2 separate regions of the Homo sapiens genome follow, and region 1 is linked to region 2. The links are chromatin contacts, found by Hi-C or POLR2A ChIA-PET in ENCODE. All regions are on one chromosome and are shown on one strand. Each heading gives the region's core, a stretch centred on a gene start or an enhancer-like site at or near the end of the contact. The rest is flanking DNA. Distances are from core to core; before and after follow the strand shown.

Region 1 (4,258 bases), core at 1,497-3,996, 37 kb after region 2:
CTATCAGCAAGCACTCTTGACTGCCCATTGCTAAAAATCAAGTTAAAATGAAACAGTATTTTTAAATGGCATTAAGTATTTGGACTTTAGTAGAGCACATCAAATATATAGTGATGGGTAAATTACAGAAAAAAAAATTTTTTTGAAGGAATGGAACAGGCACAGGAAATGGAAAAATATCCCTTAACTACAAAAAAGCTTCTAGGTCTTCTGAAGTTCATTAACAGCATCAAAACCAATCTGCACAAGTTAACCTGAAAAGGTTAAGTGAAGACACTACTAAATAATAATTACATGGTTATACAAGAACTTCAAATACTTAACTCATATTATTTTATTATAATTTCTCCCAACAAGCACAAAGATTGACACGCTGCAAGTGGGGGAAAACAGACAGCAGATAAGTGGGTTGTCCCGTCACTCATGAATCAGCTGCTGACTAGCAACAAATCACAATCCATTTGCTTTTTCTCCTTCACCCCAATAAAATTGGGAGACTCTGTTTCATTTTTCCATTCATTGTTCCCCAAGTATCCTTAAACTGATTCTCTCAAATCATATTACTAGATAATAATTTTCTTCCAAACTATTTTTATCCACTCCTTTTTTTTCTTTGAATAATTATTTATCGAATTCAGGATCGGACTCTGAGGATTTTGCATAAATCACAGGAGAAACAAATATTTCACTATCAGGTCCACATCACGCATTAACACAGATCTTTAATGATGTCAATATTTATCCGCTTTCTCCAACGATTTATCTAACTGGCTCTTCTCTTTTCATTTTTTTTTTAGTGTCACAAAGTGAAAGGGCAAATAGTCATGAAAGTAATTATGGTAAGAAAAGAGGAATATCTAAAGTACGAAGCAAGAAAACTTACTCAATTTAACTCTTTGCTAGTTAATCTACCAGAACTGAATGGTTGCTTTTTGAAAAGCAAAGGTGGTGTTGGTGCATATTATGATGTAAAATTGGCATAAACAGGATTCTAGTGCCTAATCTATACTCAACTACTAATTCTAAATTTCACCTTGTATATTAGGTTTTGCCCTTAAAGCTATGCAAAACCAACTATAGAATTAGCTGAAAGTTACAGCAATATTAAAAACAAATACCATTGTAGACTAGATTATGCTCAATCAATAGATTTTAAATCAAGATCTGCAGAACTCTAAAAGTTTCACAGAAACCACTGCTAAGAAATGGGGTGGGGGGTGGGAGGCTGCTGTCCACCCCTTCTTACATTGCCAGTAAAATTTGTTAAACTCTCCAACAAGATTTTATTCCAACAAAGTAATTCCAGATACACACACACACACACGCACACACACACACACACACACACAGTGTATTTCCCTTTTCAAATATGACTGATCTATATTATCTTACCAAAGCCTACAATTGACACTTTAACTTGATGTATTAAAATGCTCAAAAACCTTACCTTTAAGCAAAGGGAATGAGAACAATTTAAAAGTGCTATACAGAACTGAACCTCTTCCTGAGACACGGCCCAGAGATTATACCTGCAGGTGGCAGTACATTTTTTCCTGAAAGGTAACAGATCCTTACTGCTGAATTATCTGTAGCAGAAATTTCCAAACCCTTAACTGAGACTAATTCTCAATAGCCAAATGAGAAATATAAGACCACAGAGATAATTTCTCATAAAGTTTAACTCCTTCCATTTTAAAGAGCTGTCCCACGATTATGTCCTTCCCATTTTCGGCGTGTTAAAAAAATGTCTTTTAGGCTGGGTGCAGTGGGCTCTCACCTGTAATCCCAATATTTTGGGAGGCTGAAGCAAGAGGACTGCTTGAAAGAAGGAGTTCCGCACCAGCCTGGGCAACAAAGCGAGACTCACGCCTCTTAAAAAAATGTAAAACTTAGCCGGCGTAATGGTCCACACTTAGAGTCCCAGCTACTCCAGAGTTGAGGCAGGAGGATTGCTTGAGCCCAGGAGCTCTCATGGCACCACTGTACTCCAGACTGGATGACATGGTGAGACCCTGTCTCTTGAAAAACAAAACACATCTTTAAAGATGAAAATAAGCTGGGCACGGTGGCTCACACCTGTAATCTCAGTACTTTGGGAGGCCGAGGCGGGTGGATCACAAGGTCAAGATATTGAGACCATCCTGGCTAACATGGTGAAACCCCATCTCTACTAAAAATACAAAAATTAGCTGGGCGTGGTGGCACGCACCTGTAGTCCCAGCTACTCGGGAGGCTGAGGCAGGAGAATCACTTGAAACCAGGAGGCAGAGGTTGCAGTGAGCCGAGATCACACCACTGCATTGCAGCCTGGTGACAGAGCGAGACTCTGTCTCAAAAAAAAAAGAAAAGGAAAAGAATGGCAAGAGTTATTAGATGCCCTTACTTGATAAAATAAAAAATGGGACAACTCTATGTTGGTCTCCTATAATTCCCAGATGCTCAAATCCAAAGTTCTGGGAGCCACAGAATACAGTGTCCAGGTGTTAAGGTGTATCAAGTGCTCACAGATCTTGGCAAACTTGTTTGCATGGGCTACATACTGACTTTGTTTTCAAAGTGAAATGAAGCCAAACAGAAAGACAAGCTATTGGCAGACTAATTATAACACTACCGTCTCTAAGTACCATGAGACTAAACAGGATTTGGATGAAGTTTCCTGCCTGCCAAACTTTCTGCAACATTAAAAACCACCTTGAAGTCACTCAAGGATGACAGTCACTTCTGTGTGTGAGACAAAATGTTCTAGAATGGACCTGCCAAGCCTGTTTTCTTCCTCCTTCCCACACCCAAGCATAAAGGCTAACACCTGGGCCCGCAAAGTCTACAATCATAAAAAGAAATTCTCCCAGATTTTGGTCACCATGAAAGAGCGCAGGCTTCACTGATTCACTTTCAAAGGCTATATTATCTTGATTCTTTGCTGTCAAAAATAGTTGAAACCGGTTGAGAAGGAGGGTGGCCACAAACAGGTCCATAATTAGCATGTTTGGTAGCAAAAGGTGGGAAAGGTCATCATCATCGTTGTGCAGGGACTGCCTTTGGGATGACAAGTCATAATATGTGACAAGTGTTAAGTATTTACAACATCGGACACATCCCTAAGCAGGCTCATACATTCCCTCCCTATTCTGCAAACCAACCTAGAAAGGTAAGTATTGCCATCAACATTTTGCTAATGTGTAAACAGGGCATTAAAAGTTATTTAAGGCCACGTGCGGTGGCTCACGCCTGTAATCCCAGCACTTTGGGAGGCTGAGGCAGGCGGATTACCTGAGGTCAGGAGTTTGAGACCAGCCTGGCCAACATGGTGAAACCCCATCTTTACTAAAAATACAAAAATTAGCTGGGTGTGGTGGCACACACCTGTAATCCCAGCTATGCGGGAGGTTACGGCACAAGAATCACTTGAACCCAGAAGACAGAGATTGCAGTAAGCCGAGATTGCACCACTGCACTCCAGCCTGGGCAATAGAGTGAGACTCTGTCTCCAAAGGAAAAAAAAAAGTATTTAAAAATTGCTGGCCGGGCACAGTGGCTCATGCCTGTAATCCCAGCACTTTAGGAGGCCGAGGCAGGTAGATCACGAGGTTAGCAGACCATCCTGGCTAACACAGTGAAACCCCGTCTCTATTAAAATACAAAAAATTAGCTGGGCATGGTGGCAGGTGCCTGTAGTTCCAGCTACTCAGGAGGCTGAGGCAGGAGAATGGTGTGAACTCGGGAGGCAGAGCTTGCAGTGAGCCGAGATGGTGCCACTGTACTCCAGCCTGGGCAACAGAGCGAGACTCCACCTCAAAAAAAAAAAAAAAATTGCTAGGCAGGGCCAGGTGCAATCACTCACACCTGCAGTCCCAGCACTTTGGGAGGCTGAGGCGAGAGGATCGCTAGGCCCCAGGCACTGGAGATCAGTCTAGGCAACATGGCAAAACCTATTTACAAAAAATACAAAAATTAGCCAGGCATGGTGGTGCACAACTGTAGTCCCAGCTTCTTGGGAGGCTGAGGTGGGAGGATCGCTTGAGCTTAGGAGGTTGAGACTGGAGTGAGTCGTGATTGTGCCACTGCCCTCCAACCTGGGTGACACAGTGAGACCCTGTCTCAAAAAAAATTGCTGGGCACTGTGGTGCACAACTGAAGTCTCAGCTACTCAAGAGGCTGATGCAGGAGGACTGCTTGAGCCCAGGAGTTTGAGGCTGTAGTGCTTTATAATTGCACCTGTGAATAGCCACTGCGCTCCAGTCTGGGCAACATAGCAAGA
Region 2 (4,509 bases), core at 1,709-4,208:
CGCTATGTGCTACAGAAATCAGAGGTATGTATCATCGCTATTGTTAATGAAAATAAAACCACAATGCTTTTCGTCATGTAGTCCTGAAAAGCTGGATGTAGAAGATACAATTTGAAATGCACTGGGGAAATGGGTTATTTAAAGTCTGTGCTATGGCAGCTAAAGGGAAGAGTTGTTAAGAAGTGAGATCCATTATCCAGATTTATTTCGTACTCACCATCCCCCCGTTTCCTTCTCTCTCAAACACCTCGGCTAAATACGGCAGTGACTTACTTCCTAAATCTTTATCTTGAGTGCAACTTCAGCTGTAAGTTACAGATCCATATGTTCAGTGGTCCACTGGCTCAAGCTCAACAGACATGGCTAACCTCCCCCAAACACCTGTTACTTCACACATAGTGACAACTTGACAAATGGCACCACAGCCTACCCAAATGAGTAATCCAGTAATCCTACAGAAATTCAGCTTACTTGGCCCCCAAACCCAGTTAAACACTTAGCATCTACCTCTCGGTATCTCACACAGTAACCCCTCCTAACTGGAAGCCCCTCCTTTCTCATCCACCACCCTGTGACCAAGTGACGCTTCCCCAAAACGCATGCTTAAAGTTATCCCCTACAGCTTTCATGAGTCCGTTCAAGCTCACTGAGTTGCACAGAGCCATTCCTTCCTCCATTGCTCTCGACCGCCTTGCCAGCCAGCAGCATGCAACCTTTGTTCTGGCATCTAGAATGTCCTGCGTTGGATATTAAATAACAATGCATCACAATATTTCCGTCTTTCCACATGATGATCTGCTGCCAGGACAGCTATCCTCCTTCTTGGCCAAATTCCTCTACATATGCTCAAAACTCAGGCCAACTATTAATAGCACCTCAGTGAGGAATCATTTTCTGACCCTCTCATCCCCTCCTCATTGTGACGCTCCTTCTTTGTGTTCCCATGTATTTTTATCACACCCATTGTCACCCTGAGCTATTGTTCATCGTTTGCCTGTGTCTGTCTTCACTAATCAATTAGGGACCTTTCATTTACTCAGTCTTTCAACAAGCCATTCCTGTAAGCCAGAGTCATTCTGCATCCCTGGAGCCTAACACAGAGCCTGGTACCCAGGCAGGGCGGCATCAGCATCGATATGCTGAGGACACATGATTTCACCACCAATCCACCAAATAAATTCATGTTTTAACTGTCTTCTAGTGCTTTATGCCCACTATCTTCTACATAACCCAATTGTCTGATGTTGTCCAATTAAACAATTAGAAACATTTCAGCCACGTGTAGTGACTCATGCCTGTAATCCCAGCACTTTAGGAAGCCCAGGTGGGAGGATCGCTTGAGGCCAGAAATTTGAGACCAACCTGAGCAACACGACAAGCCTCCATCTCTACAAAAAATTTTAAAAATACAAAAAATTAGCTGGCTGTGGTGGCACGCACCCATAGTCGCAGCTACTTGGGAAGCTGAGGTAGGAGGACTGCTTGAGCCCAGGAGTTGGAGGCTGTGGTGAGCTATGATCGCACCACTACACTCCAGCCTGGGCAAAAGAGTGAGGTCTAAATAATAATAAATAAAAATAAAAAATAAACACTTAGAAACAATTTTTTAAAAATCGTGAAGCATTCAAGTTTGTTGAAAATTAAACCATCTCAAGAGACAAGCTGTTAACTGAAGTCAAGGTCTTCAAGGTAGAGGCTGGCATTTCCATTTCACCTGAGTGACTTTCTGACTAAAATTCTCTCCTGATTGAAAGGAATGTATCTTTTTTATTATTATTATTTTTGAGACAGTCTCACTCTATTGCATAGGCTGGAGTGCAGTGGCACAATCTCGGCTCACTGCAACCTTCTCCTCCCAGGTTCAAGCGATTCTCCTGCCTCAGCCTCCCAAGTAGCTGGGACTACAGGCACCCGCCACCACGCCTGGCTAATTTTTGTATTTTTAGTAGAGATGGGGTTTCACCATGTTGGCCAGGCTGGTCTCAAACTCCTGACCTTGTGATCAGCCTGCCTCGGCCTCCCAAAGTGCTGGGATTACAGGCATGAGCCACCACGCCCAGCCTTGAAAGGAATCTAAACCCAAAGAGAGACAAGGAAGAAAAAAAAAAATCACAAAAAAACAAGTTTCAAATTGCCACTCTCATGTGCTGATGTGGAAGCGGCCACTCCGGAGCATAAATGTTTGGTAAAGTTTTAAAATACATATAGTCAGACAGATGGTTACAATCATCTTTTGGCTACGAGTCTTGATTTCATGTGGAAAAAAAAAAAAGCCAAAAAAACCCAGAAAGTCCTGACTGTGTTCATCTGCCCCAAGTGTGTTCAAACTGCACTGCGTTCATCTGTCCCAAGGGCACCCCAATGCCAAGGCAGTGCTAACCAACCAACCACGCGGCCTTCAGGCCACGCTGCCTCCGTGAGAGGCGCGCTGTGACTTGACTCGAGCCTTGGAAAGGGATGTAAACAAGCCAACCAAGTCTACCTTGGGAAGACTCAACTCAAGAAAATGAAACACAGATTTCAATTTGCAAGATTCCCAAACAGTCCAGTCCACGGCAGGGTATGCCCAGCCTTCACATGGCAAGCAGGCCGTGACTTCCCTGCAGGTGAACTCTGTTCAACCGGCTGCTAAAATCAATAGGCCTTTCTCTGGCTGATGCCTGCTAACACATTTTGCCTGACAGATGCAGGCTTCAAAGTTAATTCAGAAGCAACATCAAACACATTTGCAGATTTGGGCTGGAATGCCACCTAACCAAAGGAGGATATTTTTGAAACATCTAAAAATACATTAGCTGTGAAGCATAGTTCGTGCTTACTGAAGCATTTATCTTTAGAAACAGCCCCATTTCTTAAAATTGGCTCCTTTGATTCTGATCTCTGTGCTGTTTGTTCGGCAAGACAAACAAACTAACCAAAAGGCTGGGTGGAACAGGGAAGAGCTTCCTCTGGAGCCAGCCTCAACACCATAATTGCAGGCGACCGCTGAAGTTCCCTGCAGCTCTCCCCGTGATGTGGTTTTGAGCCATTCCTTAGAGACTGGGAGAGGAGTCTCCTCTGCGCAACTGACCCAGAGCTCCACAATCCCTGTAATGAAGAGAATGTGCTTCTCTTCCATTCAGCAGGAAACAAAACTGCCACGCCTCGGAACCTGGCAGCCCTTCCACTCTGGCCACTGAGCTTGCCTTCGGTGCAACAGAAACCTCTCCTGCTCTTGTCAACACTGTGCTTAGATGCTGGGTACATAATAATTTGAGATGATCCAGGGCCAGAGAGCACAGGAAGACAGAAAACAGGCACCTAAAAAACACTTGTTCTCACTCTGCTCAGGAGCTTCCAGGACGGTGCCACGTTTTCACAGCCACAGCACTTGACAAGACCGGGAGACAGTGACATGGAGCCTCTTCCATCACCTCCCTCCCTACAGTCCCCATGACTTTTCTCCCATCTCTACCCTGGTCTAAAACCCTCAGCCCTCCCCTACTGAATTACTGCAACACGCCCTCAGCCCATCTGTCCTTTCTCATCTCAGCCATATCACTTCCCTCTTAAATCTTCTGAAATTTTTCTTAGAGAAATTCTCCTTTCAGAAACCTTTAAACAGACTGGGTGCAGTGGCTCATGCCTATAAATCCCAGCACTTTGGGAGGTCAAGGTGGGAGGATGGCTTGAGGTCAAGAGTTCAAGATCATCCTGGACAACATAGCAAGATCCCAGTCTTGACAAAAATTTAAAAATTAGCCAGGCGTGGTGGTGCGTGCCTGTAGTCCCAGCTGCTCTAGAGGCTGACCTGGGAGGTCAAGGCTGCAAAGAACTATGATCACACCATTGCACTCCAGCCTGGGTGACAGAGCGGGATCCTGTCTCTAAAACAAAATAAAGGCCAGGTGCAGTGGCTCACGTCTGTAATCCCAACACTTTGAGAGGCCAAGGCGGGTGGATCTCCCGAGGTCAGTTCGAGACCAGCCTGGCCAACGTGGTGAAACCCTGTATCTACAAAAAAATACAAAAATTAGCCGGGTGTGGTGGCGGATGCCTGTAATCCCAGCTACTCAGGAGACTGAGGCAGAAGAATTGCTTGAACCCAGGAGGCAGAGGTTGCAGTGAGCCGACATGGCACCACTGCACTCCAGCCTGGGCGAAAGAGCAAGACTCTGTCTCAAAAAAAAAAAAAAAAACAAAAAGAAAACTTTAACAAATATAGTGGGGTCTGTGTACCATCAGCCCCAAACTTTCCAGGTGAGCTGATGGTAAGTGGGGGGGGGATGTTCTGGCACCACTGACATCTTAGGCCAGATGACTCTGGGGCTGCCCCAGGCACTCCGGGATGTTTCTCAGCATCCCTGGCCTCTACTCAGTAAATGCCAGTAGCGTCGCTTGACCGTAGCTATGAGACCAAAAATGTCTTTTAGATATTACAAAATGTCCCCACGGCAGAATCATCCTAGGTGGGGAACCAATGGTTTAAGGCTTCTAACCTCAGGCTGCCCATCCCACCTAATTTCTGCA

The links. A loop is a pair of places that touch in the nucleus more often than their neighbours do. ChIA-PET counts read pairs that join two places held with the same protein, here RNA polymerase II (POLR2A).
Region 1: a map of PC-3 shows a loop between it and region 2 (2.3-fold over the local background). The contact joins two enhancer-like sites. A Hi-C loop is called at or near these places in 3 of 168 maps with a recorded cell type or tissue (PC-3, endothelial cell of hepatic sinusoid and posterior vena cava). POLR2A ChIA-PET finds 5 or more read pairs at or near these places in 4 of 52 experiments (A673, AG04450, H1 and 1 more).

What each region holds. Positions count from the first base shown.
Region 1 is chr5:16,843,630-16,847,887 of GRCh38, forward strand. The region is part of intron 2 of MYO10 (myosin X); the gene reads right to left. Among named protein-coding and RNA genes, the nearest start is that of MYO10, 91 kb to the right of the region's middle. Within about 2 kb of position 2,747, at least 3 of the 41 ENCODE cell types and tissues checked have a DNase peak (open chromatin) inside an H3K27ac peak, as active enhancers do.
Region 2 is chr5:16,806,908-16,811,416 of GRCh38, forward strand. All of the region lies in intron 3 of MYO10 (myosin X), which reads right to left. Among named protein-coding and RNA genes, the nearest start is that of MYO10, 130 kb to the right of the region's middle. RefSeq lists an enhancer at 2,467-2,966. Within about 2 kb of position 2,959, at least 10 of the 41 ENCODE cell types and tissues checked have a DNase peak (open chromatin) inside an H3K27ac peak, as active enhancers do.